3 separate regions of the Homo sapiens genome follow, and regions 1 and 2 are each linked to region 3. The links are chromatin loops, found by intact Hi-C in ENCODE. Cell type or tissue: OCI-LY7. All regions are shown on one strand. Region 1 holds the start of TRX-CAT1-8 (tRNA-iMet (anticodon CAT) 1-8). Region 2 overlaps NARF (nuclear prelamin A recognition factor). Region 3 overlaps FOXK2 (forkhead box K2).

Evidence for each region. Hi-C counts contacts between places; a loop is a spot of excess contacts. Peaks named below come from ENCODE experiments on the same cell type or tissue, not always from the same donor. Only the 100,000 strongest peaks of a DNase experiment are listed, where the experiment ranks them.
Region 1: it touches region 3 in a loop (4-fold over the local background); 68 of 110 quality-filtered maps call a loop at or near these places.
Region 2: it touches region 3 in a loop (5-fold over the local background); 67 of 110 quality-filtered maps call a loop at or near these places.

What each region holds. Positions count from the first base shown.
Region 1 is chr17:82,493,366-82,495,865 of GRCh38, reverse strand. It overlaps TRX-CAT1-8 (tRNA-iMet (anticodon CAT) 1-8), which reads left to right and starts at 1,074; the gene lies at 1,074-1,145. RefSeq lists silencers at 931-1,190, 966-1,303. In OCI-LY7, a CTCF peak has its summit at 966 (motif pointing right); DNase peaks (open chromatin) are centred at 1,075, 1,555 and 2,025; H3K4me3 peaks cover 978 bases; H3K27ac peaks cover 1,905 bases.
Region 2 is chr17:82,479,484-82,481,983 of GRCh38, reverse strand. It overlaps NARF (nuclear prelamin A recognition factor), which reads right to left. Exons shown (of 11, transcript NM_012336.4): 7 at 773-902. Among named protein-coding and RNA genes, the nearest start is that of TRX-CAT1-8, 14 kb to the left of the region's middle. In OCI-LY7, a CTCF peak has its summit at 1,000 (motif pointing left); a DNase peak (open chromatin) is centred at 983.
Region 3 is chr17:82,551,018-82,553,517 of GRCh38, reverse strand. All of the region lies in intron 1 of FOXK2 (forkhead box K2), which reads right to left. Among named protein-coding and RNA genes, the nearest start is that of FOXK2, 33 kb to the right of the region's middle. RefSeq lists silencers at 2-173, 1,351-1,645 and an enhancer at 640-1,264. In OCI-LY7, a CTCF peak has its summit at 1,493 (motif pointing right); DNase peaks (open chromatin) are centred at 117 and 1,517; H3K4me3 peaks cover 608 bases; H3K27ac peaks cover 1,378 bases.

The DNA.
Region 1 (2,500 bases), 58 kb after region 3:
GGGTATTCCCCAGCTCTTTCTCTGCCTGGCCTAGGGTCGATGGCTCCTCTCAGGGGAGCCATGCCTCCTGTTTGGTGGCCCATCCCATTAGCTCCAGCTCTCACAGGGTCCAGGCTCCTGGGAAGGATGCACCCTGCCCTGAGGGCTCAGGCCTCGGTGCTGACCGTGGCTTGTGTCGAGATGCTCCTCACAGACAGTTCATTAGACTAGCTGCAGCTATCTCCTTTGAGTGTCCCGGCTCATACTTTCAGTTGGATCCCAGGAGTTTCAGTCTTTTTTTTGTTTTGTTTTTTGAGACTGGGGTCTGGCTCTGTCACCCAGGCTGGAGCGCAGTGGCATGATCTTTGCTCTCTGCTTCCTGGGCTCAAGCGATCCTCCCACCTCAGCCTCCTGAGTAGCTGGGACTACAGGCGTTGGCTGCCAACCCCTGGCTATTTTTTTTTTTATTTTTATTTTTTGTAGAGGCCGGGGGGGGGGGGTCTCCCTGTGTTGCCCAGGCTGGTCTCAAACTCCTGAGCCTCAGCCTCCCAGAGTGCTGGGATTACAGCGTAAGCCACCATGCCCAGCCAACTTTTTTTTTTTTTTTTTGAGACAGAGTTTCACTCTTGTTGCCCAGGCTGGAGTGCAGTGGTGCGATCTCGGCTCACCGCAACCTCCACTTCCTGGGTTCAAGCAATTCTGCCTCAGCCTCCCGAGTAGCTGGGATTACAGGCATGCGCCACCACGCCCGGCTAATTTTGTATTTTTAGTAGAGACAGGGTTTCTCCATGTTGGTCAGGCTGGTCTCGAACTCCCGACCTCATGTGATCTGCCTGCCTTGGCCTCCCGAAGTGCTGTGATTACAGGCGTGAGCCACTGTGCCCGGCCTCCAGCCAATGTTTTAACAGCAGAAAAGGACATGAATTCAGAGAGTTTTATCTACAAGAAGTTGAGAGAGGAGGAGTAGGCTTATAATTGAGCATGTGCCTTGCCCAGCCAGTCCTCTGTTGGCCCCTCTTGGCCAGTAGGGGTCGCCGCCTGCAGGGAGATGACTCCTGTGGTCATGATCTGACTCAGGCTCCCCCCTTATAGCCAGCAGAGTGGCGCAGCGGAAGCGTGCTGGGCCCATAACCCAGAGGTCGATGGATCGAAACCATCCTCTGCTATAGACTCCCTTTTCTTTCCTGACTGGGCAGCCTGTGGCCCATAATTCTTCTCCAGGCCCCAATAACGTCCCTGTTTGTGTCAAGGCACGGAGGACAGGCAACAGCAGCAATCTGAGTTCAAATCTTGATGTGAGCATACCTTGCCTCATAGCTTTGTCCCAGAAATTGTGGCAGTTGTGGGCTCATTGCCCTCTGCATTCCCTGGCTTGGGCAAAATGCCTCCCTGGGAGCAAGGGAGGGGTTTTGCACTCCTCAGTCCTCTTCTCTGTGTGTCCACCTGGCCCGGGACCCCCCATCAGTACCTGCTCCTGGCTTAGAGAACAGGGTCTGGCACAGGACATGCATCCTTTGTCTGCAGCATTTTCGAGGCTTTGAAACCTCCCTGGCCACACTTAGGTCTGCTCCTCCACGTGGCCGAAGGTGCCTGCAGAGGCTGGCATTCTTCTCCCTGTCTGGCTGCCAGGGAGCCTCCTGCCATCAACCGACTCACTAGAGACCCCTCCAGGTAAGGAACCCAGCAAGTGTTTTCCTGACAAAAGGGTCTGGCTGGATCCCCATCCTCTCTTCCCTTCCTCTCCTGAGGGAGTGGGCTTAGGGGTTCCTGCCTTTTCTTTCCCTCTTAACGTTTCTCTCTCTCTCTCTCTCTCTCTCTCTCTCTCTCTAGTTTTCGCTAGAAGATCAAGGCCAGGTGCAGTGGCTCACACCTGTAACCCCAGCACTTTGGGAGGCTGAGGCAGGTGGATCGCTTGAGGTCGGGAGTTGGAGACCAGCCTGGGCAACATGGTGAAACCCCGTCTCTACAAAAATATACAAAAATATTAGCTGGGTGTGGTGGCTGGCGCCTGTAGTCCCAGCTACTCGGAGTGTGAGAGATCTCTTGGGCCTGGTAGGTCGAAGCTGCAGTGAGCTGAGATTGCACCACTGCACTCCAGCCTGGGTGACAGAACGAGAACCTGTCTCAAAAAAAAAAAAAAAAAAAAAAGGGCTGGAGTGTCACGGCCCTCTGGGTTGGCATTCTCGCTCCACTGACATCATCAGAAGCTGGAGGTGAGAACCTCCCTCCAACAGGAGAGAAATGCAGCCGCAGTACTCACTCCCTGTACATCCCAGCACCAGGTCCTGGCATCCCACGTGGACACACAGTGCCCATGATGATGCACTGACATCCCAAAATGCCAGTGCTGCCGCCTGGCTGTGTCCAGACTGGCTCAGGGACAGAATCTTCAGGTGCCACAGCCCAGGACACCGGGCCTGGAGTGGGGAAGGAGTGCCAGCTGCTACATGGTCTTTCCTTTACAGGGCAAAAACGAGTGGGGAAATAGCAGGACACACGCCCTGATGGTGGCTAAAGCCGA
Region 2 (2,500 bases), 72 kb after region 3:
AAGGAGTGGCCAATACCGTGGTAAAGGCAATATCACTGGAGCAAACGTGCCTTTTTCATTTTATTCTGAATGAAAAAAACTTCACTTGTGTTTTAAGTGCAGACTTGGTTTGTGATTAGGAGACCCGCTATGGCTATAGACAACTTTCCCACCAAGAGATAAGTACCTTACATGGACTGTAATGTAAAGTTAGGGCCACCACACTGCCCAAGTGGTTCTCCCAGGACCTGATTTATCTTTTTTTTTTTTTTTTGAGACAAAGTTTTACTCTTGTTGCCCAGGCTGGAGGGTAATGGCGCGATCTCGGCTTACTGCAACCTCTGCCTCCCGGGTTCAAGCGATTCTCCTGCCTCAGCCTCCCGAGCAGCTGGGATTACAGGCATGTGCCACCATGCCCGGCTAGTTTTTTGTAGTTTTAGTAGAGACGGGGTTTCTCCATGTTGGTCAGGCTGGTCTCGAACTCCTGACCTCAGGTGATCCACCTGCCTTGGCCTCCCAGTGCTTAGATTACAGGCGTGAGCCACTGTGCCCAGCTGAGACCTGATTTATCTTGAGGAAGATGCACAGAGGAGACAGGAGGCTAGATCGAACATGACCCTTCTCTTCACCTGCAGTTAAGCCCCTAGGACCCTCAGCTGTCAGTAACTTCAGACAAGCGACCACATTGGCAGGCACTGAGATGGCTCTGGGACACAGATCTGCCTGGCTCTGGTGTGTACTGGCCAGTAGGAGATTACCCCAGCGCCCAGGTGCACCCCCGCCCACCTCTCACCTGATGTTAACACGCAGTCAGCGCCCCGGGAGCCATGCAAAGCAGGGGGAAGGCTTTCCTGAAGAGCCTCCAGCTTCTTGTCATAACAAGGGGCCACAATGACGTGGAAAATCTTCTCTGGAGACAGGTTCTGTGGGAGAGGGGCACCCATATTTAGGGCTGGTGAAGAGGTGACGGCAGCTTACGCTTGGTGCCCAGAACAAGAGGGATGGGAGACCGAATGCCCCCTGCTGCTGCCCTCCAGACACTGCATGCTGCACTCTTTTTTTTTTTTTTTTTTTGAAATGGAGTCTTGCTCTGTCACCAGGTTGGAGTGCAGTGGCGTGATCTCAGCTCACTGCAAACTCTGCCTCCCGGGTTCAAGCGATTCTCCTGCCTCAGCCTCCCGAGTAGCTGGGACTACAGGCGCATGCCGCCACGCCTGGCTAATTTTTTGTACTTTAGTAGAGATGGGGTTTCACCGTGTTGCCCAGGCTGGTCTCAAACTCCTGAGCTCAGGCAATCTGCCCGCCTCGGCCTCCAAAGTACTAGAATTACAGGCGTGAGCCATCGAGCCTGGCTGCATGCAGCACTTTCTTGGGGCTGGGACTGTTGTGGGTCTGAGGCCGGGCCCCACAGATGAAAGTGCTGTAGCCACATCTGGCTCCCATCCCCTCTTCAACTCTACCGAGCACCAGCACTCCATCCATGTCTGTCTGCTGCCTCCCTCAGGACTGGGTGTGGTCCTCCCAAACATCTGCAAAGCCCCCCAGCCAGTGGAGCCTCCTGGAAGAACCGGGAAGGCTGAGCCCATTTCCTCCTGAACCTGTGCACATGGGGACAAAACAAGTAAGAGGAAGTCCAGCCGGCGTGGAGCTGTTGCTGGTCCAGCATGGAGCCATTGCAGGAGGCCTGAGTGAGTGTGTGTGTGTGTGTGTGTGTGCGCGCGCTGGCTACTTCACCCACAGACTTTCCTGAATCTTCCCAAGCGATGCCCACCCAAGCTACCCCTCTCCTGGGTCCACACAGAGCAGGTGCCTGTGGCTGGGCCTGAACTGGTGGCAAAGCCAGGAGCCAGCAGTTGCCAAGTGACCCTGTGGTGAGGTCTGGGTGGAAAGGACCCACTCAGGGCAGGGGCGGAGCAAAAGAGGAAACCCGCCCCTGGTTGCAGCTGTGCCAGGTGGTCAGGTGAGAGGCTGCTGGAGGCCGGGTCTCTGCGGCTGCCCCTCATGGCACCTACAGGAGGACACATAGCTCTGGGCTCCATCCAGGGGAGAGGGCAGCACGTGGAAGACCTAGAAACACATGGCTCTCTTCAGGTGGGGGCAGGGCAAGGGACAGAAAGTCCCATAGCTCATTTTTCGGTCCTGCCTAAACTGAACGTGTATACTCTGACATCATGTTTATAATTTGCCAAATTATGACTTTATGGGTAGAAAGAAACTAGATAGAAGGAAAACACTGCCTATTGCTAAAATAACAAGGCTGCCAAATGTGCGTGCCTTTTTAGGCTGACTTCAAATGTCTGAAAGATCCTGATGTTACCCTCTACTCCAGTTACCACAGTGCCTGGACATGGCTGCTTCCCCGGAGGGAGGTGTAAAGTCTGATTGAGAAGAGCAGTGTGGGGCATGCCAGCGGCTGGAGAATAAACCATGGGATTAGGGTCCCTTTGAGGGTGGCCTTGGAGACATCAGGGAGTTCTGGGAGGACCTGGGGGCCGCAGAGGGTTGTGGGAAGGGAGAACAC
Region 3 (2,500 bases):
TGCCATTCAAGCAGGTCATGTGTCCTTGACATGCAGAGGAGACAAGGCCAGGGCCAACACAGCTCAGGAGCAGCAGGTCTGGTCCCAGGCAGTCCCACTCTGAGAGGCAAGCACAGAAGAGCTGCCTTTGGCCTTGGCACCTGCCTGGGCTGTGGCCTCCAGGATGGCCCTGCTTCCCCCAGACTCCTGACGTCCTTTTCTGCCGTGACACAGATAACTCAGGCGACTCAGAAAAAATGCTCCATGGGTGAGCTCCTTTCTGCCTGTTTAAAAAACAAGTCTGGCTGGGCACGGTGGCTCACGCCTGTAATCCCAGCACTTTGGGAGGCCTTGGCAGGCAGATCACCTGAGCTCAGGAGTTCGAGATCAGCCTGGCCAACATAGTGAAACCCCATCTCTACTAAAAATACAAAAATCAGCCAGGTGTGGTGGCGCGTGACTGTAATCCCAGCTACTCCGGAGGCTGAGGCAGGAGAATCGCTTGAACTCAGGAGGCAGAGGTTGCAATGAGCCGAGATCATGTCACTGCACTGCAGCCTCGGCAACAGAGCAAGACTGTCTCCAAAAATAAAAAAGAAAGAAAATCTAACAAACTCTTTCCAGTCTGTGATTTTACGTAACGGGGTGACCTACAGAGCACCTCTCCGGTTTGGAGCCTTGCAGAGCACGCGGAGACGCTTGAGCAGAGTGGCTGCAGAGGTCACTCTGCACTCCAGAGCCCTGTTTGGGATGCTGCTCTTCAACCACCTCAGCCAAGTGCTCACAGCCAGCATCATTGTCCACGGCACAAAACGACACCAGGGTAACACGGCCATGGTGCCCTGAGAGGACACAACTTCACCTCTAGAGTTCCTGCCAAAGGTAACTAACCTAGATCTAATCAAGAGGAAACATCCAACAAATCCTAACTGAGGGACGTTCGACGAAATCACTAATGCTGTGCTCTTCAAAAATATCAATGTCACAGAAGACAAAGGCTGAGGATGGCCACACATAGAAGAGGATTAAAGCGACAGGAGGGTTCAGTGTGACACAGGGCCTATCAGTGAAGGGCAGGAGCGACGGTGGGTGAAGCCTGGAGAAGGTCGGCCATTAGGACACAGTTGCCATAGCAGTTCTCACCAGGGCAGGCACAGAAGAGGATGCCTGCAGGGAAAGCGTCACCTTTGCAACTGCCCCTCGAATGTTTAAGGAGAGGGAGAGAGACTGAACATGCGGGTTTGGTGAAACACTAACGGAGTGGGAATCTGGGAAAACGGAAGTTCTCTGTACTATTTTTGCAATTTTGCTTTAATTCTGAAGTAATTTCAAAAGAAAAAGAAAAACATTTGTAAGCCTTCAACATGTCCAATGCAAACCTCAACACTAGTCTAGGCCTGTGGCCAGGCTGGGAGCGTGTGCCTTGGTCCACCGCGAGGGGAGTGCGGACATGGAGAGTGTTTGGAAGCCACTTCATTTTTTGAATAATTTTATGGTGCCTCACACCCTGAGGACTCCACAAGGGGGAGCCCAGGGCCCAAGGCTGCCACCACCCAGAGTGCAGCAGGTGCTTCCCCACAGTCCAAGGACCTGCCCCAGAAAGGGGTGTGCAGGAGGTGGAGCACCGTGCCAGGCCCAGGAATGGGCTCCCCTGCCCCTCCTTGGAGGAGGTCTGAGTGGCAAGTGTCATCTTAAAGCACATAAATTACAAATAAACAGCTTGACAGAGCTGAAGACCGTTTAAGACAATGAGAAATACATTAGAAACCCTAAATAGCCCACACTTTGTCATCAGCAATAAACCTCAAGCAGCAACTATCACCTCAGCCTCAAATTTTTATGTTTTTTATTTTTATTTTTTAGATAGACTCGCTCTGTTGCCCAGGCTGGAATGCAGTGGCGTGATCTCAGCTCATTGCAACCTCCATCTCTCAAGTTCAAGTGAGTCTCCTGCCTCAGTTTCCCAAGTAGCTAAGACTACAAGCACATGTCCCCACACCTGGCTAATTTTTTGTAATTTTTTTTAGTACAGACAGGGTTTCACCATGATGGCCAGGCTGGTCTCAAACTCCTGACCTCAGGTGATCCACCCGCCTTGACCTCCCAAAGTGCTGGGATTGCAGGCATGAGCCACCGTGCCTGGCCAGCTTTAACTTCTTATCCTTCAAAACTCATGACATGCCATCATGTTTATTTTTATTTTTTTTTTAATTTTTTTTTTTGAGATGGAGTCTCGCTCTATCGCCCAGGCTGGAGTGCAGAGGTGCAATCTAAGCTCACTGCAAACTCCGCCTCCCAGGTTCACGCCATTCTCCTGCCTCAGCCTCCCGAGTAGCTAGGACTACAGGTGCCCGCCACCACGCCCGGCTAATTTTTTGGATTTTTAGTAGAGACGGGGTTTCACCGTGTTAGCCAGGATGGTCTCAGTCTCCTGAGCTTGTGATCCGCCCGCCTCGGCCTCCCAAAGTGCTGGGATGACAGGCGTGAGCCACCACTTCCGGCCTTTCAGCACAAATCTTCT